Linked DNA regions of Homo sapiens: region 1 is linked to region 2. The links are chromatin contacts, found by Hi-C or POLR2A ChIA-PET in ENCODE. All regions are on one chromosome and are shown on one strand. Each heading gives the region's core, a stretch centred on a gene start or an enhancer-like site at or near the end of the contact. The rest is flanking DNA. Distances are from core to core; before and after follow the strand shown.

Region 1 (4,316 bases), core at 133-2,632, 310 kb before region 2:
TTTTATTTCCATTAATGAGGGGCTGGCTACCTTAGCTTGGACTATAACCACAATCTTCATGCCTTAGTTTGACAATTAGTTTTGTGTTCTTTCCCACTAATTCTTAATAGAGACTCAAACTTAAAAACCTTAAAAAATGGAGGTGTAGGGGAGGAACTTAAAGGGCAAAAGAAAATATGTATTTCTTCTCTTTTCTCATTTCGCCTTTGGTGGAGGTGCTAATCAGCCTCAACCAAGGCAACAGGAAAAAACAAAGGTCCCATACAATCCATAAATGTGATAATCAGACCTTGAATAATCAAGAGCAGTCTTCTAAAGTCGAGGATTTTCCACAACTGTTTTGCTACTCTTGCCCGACATGATCAAGACTCCTGTCACAACTACCTTCATTCCACCTGAGGAGGATGAACTTGCTATGGTTCCCTTCCTCATGAATGAACTCGTGCAGCTGCTGAAGTGTGATGGAAAACAGTGCTTAGACATTAAGTATGCGGTTTCCACCACATATGATGGCCCAGGTCAAAGAACATTAAGAAACTTACTGATTTCAGGAGCACGATAAAATCTACTGACAAGATAAGGTGTTATGTCATTATCCGCAACATGTGAAGCCGACCCAAAATCGCAAAGCTTTAAAATAGTTTTGGATTCATTAACCTGCAAAACATTTTTTCAAGGGAATTTAATTCAAGCCAGGAATAATTAATACAAATAAATAAAAATTATTGGCTTTGAAAAGTTTTATTAATTCCAATACTGAGAACAAAGACATTCATTTAAAAATTCCTTTTCTATTTATTTTTAATTCAATTTCCTAACTATGAAAAGTTAATATGTATCAAATATTCATTACAATGAGTAAAAACTGTTTTCAGTGAGGAAATGGATATCACAAAGTACATTTAATTTTAACAACTGCATTTTTAAAAGGGTGGGGTACTGAGAGAAAAATCTAATTTCATGAAGCAAAGCATCTTCTAAAAAGACCCTGAATACCTGAATAAAGTCAAGTTTTATAACTAAGGAATCAGACTTAACTTTCAGTTGCCAGAGAATTACAATGGCAATGAAAGCAGAAGGGTGATTCAGAATAAACTTGGACAAAAACAAAATATTCTTCATCCGAAGCTGCTATATGATCCCAAATTTAGCAATCACTTCAAGTCTAAAAAATATTAAATCCCTCAAATATAAAGAAGGTATTAGTCAAGAAAATGTTAAATATATCTGGCAAAACTGATAAACATGAACTCTATATTAGTCATTTGTTTCTTTTTTCCTTTGTAAATACTTCAACATACACAGTAATAGTGACATCTGCTGAGAAAGGCTGGAGTTGCTCCCATGACTGCTGCCACTCATGAGTCAGAGGCATGTTCAGGATTAACAAGTGAAGATAATTCATATTCCAGAGTCCCTTCCCCCCTTCAAAAGAGACACACACAAATTCCGAGTTGGGACTTGAACTTGGCCTACTGCTCCCACCCCAAAGCAGCATAACACTATAGCCTTAGGCAGTCTCTATGGGGAGACTGGACTATTATAAATGATATCCAGAGTTAAGCTATTAATAGGAACAGAAATGATTATTTTTAACTCCCACATTGATTACTATTCTTTTCATCTTGGGAATCAGAAAAGCATCTTAAAATAGAAAAGTTATTTTAAAACTTTTTAAAGTGTAAGCTGAATTCAGCTACTTAAGCAGTTTCAATACCCACAGAAAACTTAAGAACCATTTTAAAATTAGAATCCATCAGTGGAACTCTTGGGCTGGCTAAAATGCCTTAAAGAATAGCAGGGTATCCATACTCATATGCACTTCAGTTTGCTACACAACTTCTGCTCCTGTCATGAGGAATGTGGTACTTAAACCACACTGATACCTGAAATTACGAGCTAAAGGCTTTGGATTTTCATTAACAAAAATCAGCTCCGTCATTAAGGTCTATTTTTTCCTTCCCCAGGAAGACGGGAAAACATTTCTTAAATGTATGTGAAAACCTATACTAGTTTAGCATTAGGTTTTAAAAACAAGAGTTTCTTCTGTGACACTGGCAAATGTGTTATTCTTTAACCTCCACAATGGTCACAAAGACGCTCACTGTAAATGACCTTTTAAATTGTACATGTTTTGCATATTCTTTGACATGAACCATGTATTTCACAATTAAAAAACAAAAAATTGGCTCACGCTTATAATCCCAGCACTTTGGGAGGACGAGGCGGGCAGATCACGAGGTTAGGAGATTAAGACCATCCTGGCCAACATGGTGAAACCCCGTCTCTACTAAAATACAAAAATTAGCTGGGCGTGGTGGCCCCTGCCTGTAATCCCAGTTACTCGGGAGGCTGAGGCAGGAGAAATGCTTGAACCAGGGAGTTGGAGGTTGCAGTGAGCCGAGATCACGCCATTGCACTCCAGCCTGGTAACAGGGCAAGGCTGTGTCTCATAAAAAAAACTGAGGTAAAAATCAACTATGAAATTGGCCACACAAATTTATACTTCATTTTTAATGTACCTACCATTTCAATGAAATTACTCAGCTCCCCTAACTCCAAGTTACATTAGATATACAATACAATAATAATTCAGACCAAACATAAAAATGGAATACACCTCATTACTAATGTGGTTGTCTGGAAGGAAATAAAGGAAATATTTTAAGATATTAACAAAAAAGAAAAAGAAATATGAATTAAATAGCTTAGTTATTGATTAAAAAAAAACTCCTTAAACTTTAATGAGATCACCATTTTTTAAAGAATTTATCTTGGCCAAGCATGGTAGCTCACACCTATAATCCCAGCACTTTGGGAGGCTGCAGCAGGAGGATTGCTTGAGCCCAGGAGTTTGAGACCAGCCAAACCTCATCTCTAAAAAAAATTTTTTTTAATTAGGCAGTCACAGTGGCATGTGCCTGTGGGTAGTCCCAGCTACTGGGGAGGCGGAGGCAGGAGAACTGCTTGGGCTTAGGAGTTGGAGGTTACAGTGAGCCATTATGGCACCACTGCACTCTAGCCTGGGTGACAGAACAAGACCTTACCTCAAAACAAAACAAAACAAAACAAAAAAAACAAAAGAAAAAATCAAAAGTATTTATTTTGTTATAGCTCCAAGAGTTCCCAATAAAGAACACCTTACACGCTTAGCTTTTAGTCTTCAGGATCTCTCCTAGGCATCAACTGTAGGAGAACTGATAAAGAGAACCCATTTTAAAAAAATGAAATGCAGAATGTTACCAGCATATAAGCTGGAATTCTCCAAGTTGCGAACACGACCCAAACTGAAGGCCACAAAACAGGGTAAAGTAATGGGGCCAGGGAGGGGAGGAGTGTGTGTGTGCATTAATCACATCACTATGATAATATGTATGTATTTCAAAATTTTAAAAACATATACATTGTGAAATCTGCTGTTACCACCAGAAGTCACTAGTCGAAGAGAATTAAGGTTTCAAAAGGTGAGAACACATGGACACACAGGGGAACAATACACACTGGGGTCCGTCAGAGGCTGGAGGGTGAGAGATGGGAGAGGATCAGGAAAAGTGGGTACAAACCCTCCATGACACAAGTTTACCTATGTAACAAGCCTGCACATGTACCCCTGAACTTGAAAGTTTAAAAATAAAATAAAATAAACTTCAAAAGCGATGCCTTTAAATATAATACCTAACCACAACTGAGCTTTATTGTGTTTGAGCCCCCAGGAGCCACAGCTTAGGGAGCTATAAAATTAGCAAACAGAAGAGTACGGACACTCCTTATTTCAAAACAGCAACATGTGCAGCATTTTTCTAAAGATAACAGAAGAAACTCATTACTACAGTAAAGCATTCCAGGATTGGTGCACACTTTAAATCTATCAGTCAAAAGAGAAAAAAAGGGACAATTGTACATTTCCTTTTTCTTCATACTTGTCAATAAAATTTCACTGTCCGATTTCCAAGAAAGATAAAAAAGTATTAGTCATTTGAAATAGGTTATTAATATACTGAACTATGCTTCTAAGATGTCGTTTCTCATAGTAATAATATTACTGCTAGTAAGAAGTGAAATGTATGTTCAAGATGTACAGCGCAGCTTGGCTGTTTGACTTACCAGGATATTGTCTGGCTTGATATCTGCATGTAGGATATTGCATCTTTTAAGGAGTTTCAATGCCAGGAACAACTGCTGACTATAGGATCTTACAGCTTTAATATGAAGACCAACATCTTTACCATATTTTTTTAACACCTCTCGTAAGTTCATGCTTTTAGGAGAAAATTAAAAAAAGAAAACAAAATAGGAGTTAAAATGCAAAATGGAAA
Region 2 (5,213 bases), core at 2,148-4,647:
CTTAGATTTGAGATCCGAGTACCAGGGGACTGGCATCTGGGACATTACCAGAAAAGGGCTGGACACAGATGTGACTACCAGACTCCCACAACCCTGACAGCTCTAGGAAGATGCGTGATTTGATCCCAGGGCCTGAACCTGCTCATGCTGTTCTCGGGTGGACAGTGAGGGGAGAAGCCCTGTGTTACCCTGAAACATAAGGGAGAATCCCACCCGATGGCCAACTGCAAAGCCACGGAGTTTACTTTCTTAGTGACAGTGGCTCAGAAATGATCATGGGCCACACCAGTCCCGGGCAGCAGAGCAGGGGCACAGAGGCACCATCTCTGCCCCATCCAGTGGGCCCTTGCAAGTGGGGTGCTGGCTGGGCCTGCCCTTTGCCTTCAACCATAGCTCCACCCCCGTGCAGAATTCACCTGCGTCATTCTGCCCCACCCAGAGGGGCAGCTTTACTTCTCAGGGGACTTGGATCTTCCTTTCTGACTCACAGACCTATTTTTGACTCTGTTGACCTGGCCAAGTCACCCTGCACTGGGGGTGCCCTGCCAGGGCTCCCATGGGGCCACCCACCTTCACGCGGCCTCCTCTTCCTCTTTCTTCCTTCTGTTTTGCTTTTCTTTGCCAAGCCCAAACCCCGCCGCCCACTCTGCTTCCCCCATCCTGCTGTACCTGGGATCCTCTTCCTTTTCCATAAATGGCCACTGAGCTGCGTTTGGTTTGCTGCCCCCCCGACAGATCTCAGACTGAGCCCCTGGGCCCCAGGCGACACCTGAGCTCACTTCCCAGCTGGAGACTGGACACTTCCACAGACAGACCTGCTTCCAGGGCTACTGCCTTTCACGGTGGCAGTTGGCACTGAAAAGCTGCAGCTTTCTCACAGAACAGGCCAGGGACTCAGCTCAGGAGCACCTTGATCTGAGCTCCCTGCTTGGTGGCGAGAGGAGCTGAACGCACACCATATGTGGTGACATTCTTCTGCAGACAGACACCTCTAGCTGTGCCCCCTCTTGCCCCATCCCACAGGAAATGGGGACATCAGACAGACCACGTAACTCTTTTGCCAACTTACACCTGCAAGGGTTTCTTCCCATTGTTAAGAAACCTTGCTGATGTTTAACCTAGACTCAGCAGAAAACACATGGTGGACAGCGGGTGCAGAGGGGGAGGGAAGAGCTTGCAGTTCATACTTTGATAGGTGGCAGCTGTCAGTCTCATCATAGAAGATCAAGGCCTTGCCAGATTGCTGGATCACCCACCTGGGACACAGCTGGGTCATGGTAGGAGGGGTCAGCTTGGGGGTCAACCACCTGGGACACAGCTCAGTTACAGTGAGAGGGGTCAGGCTCAGGGATCTCCCCACCTGGGAACACAGTCAGGCCTTAATAGGAGGGGTCAGGCTCAGGCTGAAAGCACTGGCTTTGGACCCAGACAGGTGGGGTTAGGGGATTGGATGCTGGCTTTGCCACCTGCATGTCATTCCAGGCAAGTTCCTCAAGCCTCGGGTGCACTGTTGATGCTATAGCAGTAATAATATCCGCACGCAGGGCCGTTGTGAGTACCGAAAGCAGTGGTATCCGTAGAGTGCCCAGCACCAAGCTGGGCATATACGGGCTGCTGGCTTTGGGACCATTTGCTCTTTGCCCTGGCACTTGCCACGTGCCCTTGATGACAGTGGTCTGCGGGAGAGTGCTGGAGGCTGGCTCCTGAGAGCAGCGAGCCGCTTGGCAGGACTGGCCCACTCATGTGCCCGCCCTCTTCTGGGTGTGGCCCCCCCATATACCCTGGGAGAATACCCCTGCCCTGGCTAAAGAGGGAGCCCACAAAGAGGGAGGTCACCACCGAACTTCAGTGGGATCCCTACGGACTAGGCCTGTGGCCTTGCTCGTCCAGAAACTAGAATTGGTGCTGGGTGTGGGCCAGGTTTGGGTTACCTAAGAAAGATCCTAAGATCTAGGCCTGATCCTAAGAAAGAATGGCTGCCGCGGTGGCTCACGCCTGTAAGCCCAGCACTTTGGGAGGCCGAGGCAGGTGGATCCCTTGAGGTCAGGAATTTGAGACCAGCCTGGCCGACGTGGTGAAACCCCGTCTCTACTAAAGATAGAAAAATTAGCCGAGCCTGGTAGCGCGCATGCCTGTAGTCCCAGCTGCTCGGGAGGCTAAGGCAGGAGAATCACTTGAACCCTGGAAGCGGAGCTTGCAGTGAGCTGAGATTGCACCACTGCCCTCCAGCCTGGGTGACAAGAGCGAGACTTCGTCTCAAATAAATAAATAAATAAAAACAAGAATTGCCAAGTGCACAGAGTTCTTGTAGCCAGAACCTCCGTGGGAAGCCGTTGCCTCCTTGTCCCTCATGGGCAAGGCCCTTTCCCGGGATTTGTGAGACCACGCTTGTCCTTTTCTGGTCTCAGCTCTCCCCACCCCTGCCCTCCACCTTCCCCATCTCACTCCCTCTTTCCCCAACCCCTTTCACCCTTATATCCGCTCACCCTTCAGGCCGCCTCCTGCCCGGGAGTGTGGGGGGGATCCCCTGCTGTGCATCCTCCTGGCACCTGGATTTGCCAGGCAGGGGACAGTCTGTGGTCTGTGTTTGCCTCCTGTTGGCCCTCCTGGCTAGCATGACGTGCCAGGAGGCCGGGATCCCATCTTGTTGGCCGTGGTATCCCCAGCCTGGTGGAGGAGGAGCCATGGGTGCTTTGGGAAGAGCGACTGAAGTGCTTCCTTCCTGCCTGAGTGGGCTGCTCCCCCTGGGAACCTGTGATGCTGCAGGACGGACTGGCTAAGTGGATGGCTGTTGGAGAATGTTGAGTCTAAAATTTAGGAAGAGGATTTGGCTTTTAGTGGGGAAAATAATGAAAAAGCCTAGAGAAGGCAGGATTACGGGAAGAGCAGAGCAGAGCTCAGTAAGTTTAAGTCAAACATTTCTTTCCCAGTCGCTCTAGGAGCCACCTCCCAGGTACAGAAGGCAGCCACTGCTGCAGAGGGAGGAAGAGAGACTTCCCTCAGCCCCCAGCTTGGGTCCTCCGGGTGTTCTGTTTTTCCTCAGCCACTTCCATCTCTTCCTCTTGCATTCTCAGCTCAGCTTTTCACTCCTGAAAAGATGTAGAGGAGAGGTGGCTGTGGACCAGCCGCTGGGCGCCCCTGATGCATTGCAGCGTGGAGGTGTGGGGGAGGCCTTCTGTCCTGGTGTCCACACAGCCGCAATCTCGCTCTCCTTGTACAGTTATACTGCGTGACACTCCACAGGTGGAAACGTGTCAGTCTCGGATAGCGAAGAGCAGCCTCAGGTTCCCAGGGAGTTAGAACTTCCCTGGGTTGCTTAGTTATGCATTGAATAACCAGCTAGTCAGTTCTTAACTCGCTGCTGCTTCAGCATTGACTGCCTATTTAGAAAACAGGTACTTAGGAAGTTTTAAAGGCTTTCCTAAAACATTTTAGATATTTAGTTTCCAAGATGTGTATTATAGTCAACCTTTAAAGAATGTGTGTCTCCCGTGCAGCATACAAGATGAGGCTGCGTTCCCCCCTTCACCTCTGCATCTGTGTAGTGTGCTGATGGGCACATTTGTTAAATGGAAAGGAAACAATATAAATGTAATTTATGGTTTGACTCAGTTTGTTAAAGCTCACTTTGCAGAGCATTTCCCCGGGGCCGACTGTTGTGTGCGTGTGGGAACCGCGTCCTCTGAGTGCTCAGAGAGGCCTGTTCTTTGGGTAGTGGACGCTCTTTAACGTGTGACCTCCCAGCGCACCCGAGCCAGCATCCTGCCTTTAGTTTCAGAATTGCAGCAGCAGGAAGCCCTCCCGCTAGAGTCAGATGGCCAAGGTCCTCCCTGGAGGAAGCTGGGCCAGTTACCGCAAGTGTTGAGCCCAAAGCCTCCAATTCCCAAAAAAGTGGGACTCTGGACCCAGGTTTCTGAGATCCGGAAGCGGTGTTTGTTAACGTTGGCTCTCACTGTCAGATTTTTGTACTGCCTCCAGCGCGTTCAGTTCTGATTCCAAGAACAAATCAGGTGTTTGTGTTTGCAGAAAGCAGCTAATCCCCAAATTGACAGATACAACGCTGTGTTTTCAGCTTTCGAGACCTAACTCCTTTAGGAAGAAAAGTGACGCTGGCAGCCCCCTGTTGATACTCAGTCCCCAAATGTGTGTCCAGTTGGCCCACCGGAATTTATGTACAATTGTGTTACCAATTTTTTGGTTTCAAATTCTTAATTGTTTGGCTACATCTGGATGAAATTCTCATGTCACAAATTGTGTAGGATGAAATTTTTAAAGTTGAGGTTGTATTAGTGATTATTTATCAGAAATTAGAACAGTTTCCGGGGCTGTGAACTCTGAGGCTAACTTCCTTAAGCGTGCGTTGCAGTGAACGCCATCCTGCTTTTTCCGCAGAGTGCGCGCGCCCCCTGCTGGTCAGTCCTGAAAGACCCGAGCGAAGCGGCTCTGCTTCCGTTTTCAGGTTCGCTTGGCAGAATAGGCAACCCTCTTCACCTGCCTGCGGTATTCATCCGTGCGATCTCAGGCAGTGAAACCAAGTCGGACAGGAACCCCCAGAATTGTCATGCCATCAACAATATTTGGAATATAAAAACCAAAAGTTTTAGATGATCTAAAATTACTGTATTTAAGTGCAGTTTTGAAAACAAGTTTTCAAATCGTTGCTTATGGTAAACAGGTGACAACATTTGGAAAGAATCCACTAGCCATTTGGAAGCCAAAGCACTTGAGTCACAAAGGAGGAGTACAACAGGTAGGATAGAAAGAAACGCAGATGCACTCAATAGTTTGCTTTGGGGGAAGCAGTATTTCTTAAACTCATAGTTCTTGTCTGTTCCTGGAAAATAAAGCAGTGTCTTCAGCGTGGATTCTGCTCAGAACTTTTTCTTTATAAATTTGAGTATTTGTAATTTGGCATGCTGGCAGCAGGAGCTTGAGGTTTCCAGCTGTGAAACTGAGAAACCTTAGTGAATATAAAACAATCAGAAATTGCAAGATGAAGATTTCTTTTATTTCTGCACTGTGGTCCCAGTGGACAGTTGTACAGTTTTTTTTTAAAAAGTGTTTTCCTTCCACATTAAATACACCCATCCGTTTGGTGTATTTGAAACATTTTAAAAACAATTGAAGGGGAGTAGGGAAATGGGAGCGTTGGCATTTTAGGAAGGCCAGGCTGTCTGTAGTCTCTTGCCAGTGTCACTTCTTGAGTGGGGGCG

Evidence for each region. Hi-C counts contacts between places; a loop is a spot of excess contacts on that map. ChIA-PET counts read pairs that join two places held with the same protein, here RNA polymerase II (POLR2A). Pooled maps may share reads with other maps.
Region 1: a loop to region 2 is called in a pooled map, with 4 times the contacts of the local background. The contact joins two enhancer-like sites. A Hi-C loop is called at or near these places in 7 of 50 pooled maps. POLR2A ChIA-PET finds 5 or more read pairs at or near these places in 2 of 52 experiments (B cell and BJ).

What each region holds. Positions count from the first base shown.
Region 1 is chr6:4,052,662-4,056,977 of GRCh38, reverse strand. It overlaps PRP4K (pre-mRNA processing factor kinase PRP4K), which reads right to left. Exons shown (of 15, transcript NM_003913.5): 11 at 4,105-4,258; 12 at 543-657. Among named protein-coding and RNA genes, the nearest start is that of FAM217A, 24 kb to the left of the region's middle. Within about 2 kb of position 1,382, at least 4 of the 41 ENCODE cell types and tissues checked have a DNase peak (open chromatin) inside an H3K27ac peak, as active enhancers do.
Region 2 is chr6:3,741,760-3,746,972 of GRCh38, reverse strand. The region is part of intron 1 of PXDC1 (PX domain containing 1); the gene reads left to right. Among named protein-coding and RNA genes, the nearest start is that of PXDC1, 7.3 kb to the left of the region's middle. Within about 2 kb of position 3,397, at least 26 of the 41 ENCODE cell types and tissues checked have a DNase peak (open chromatin) inside an H3K27ac peak, as active enhancers do.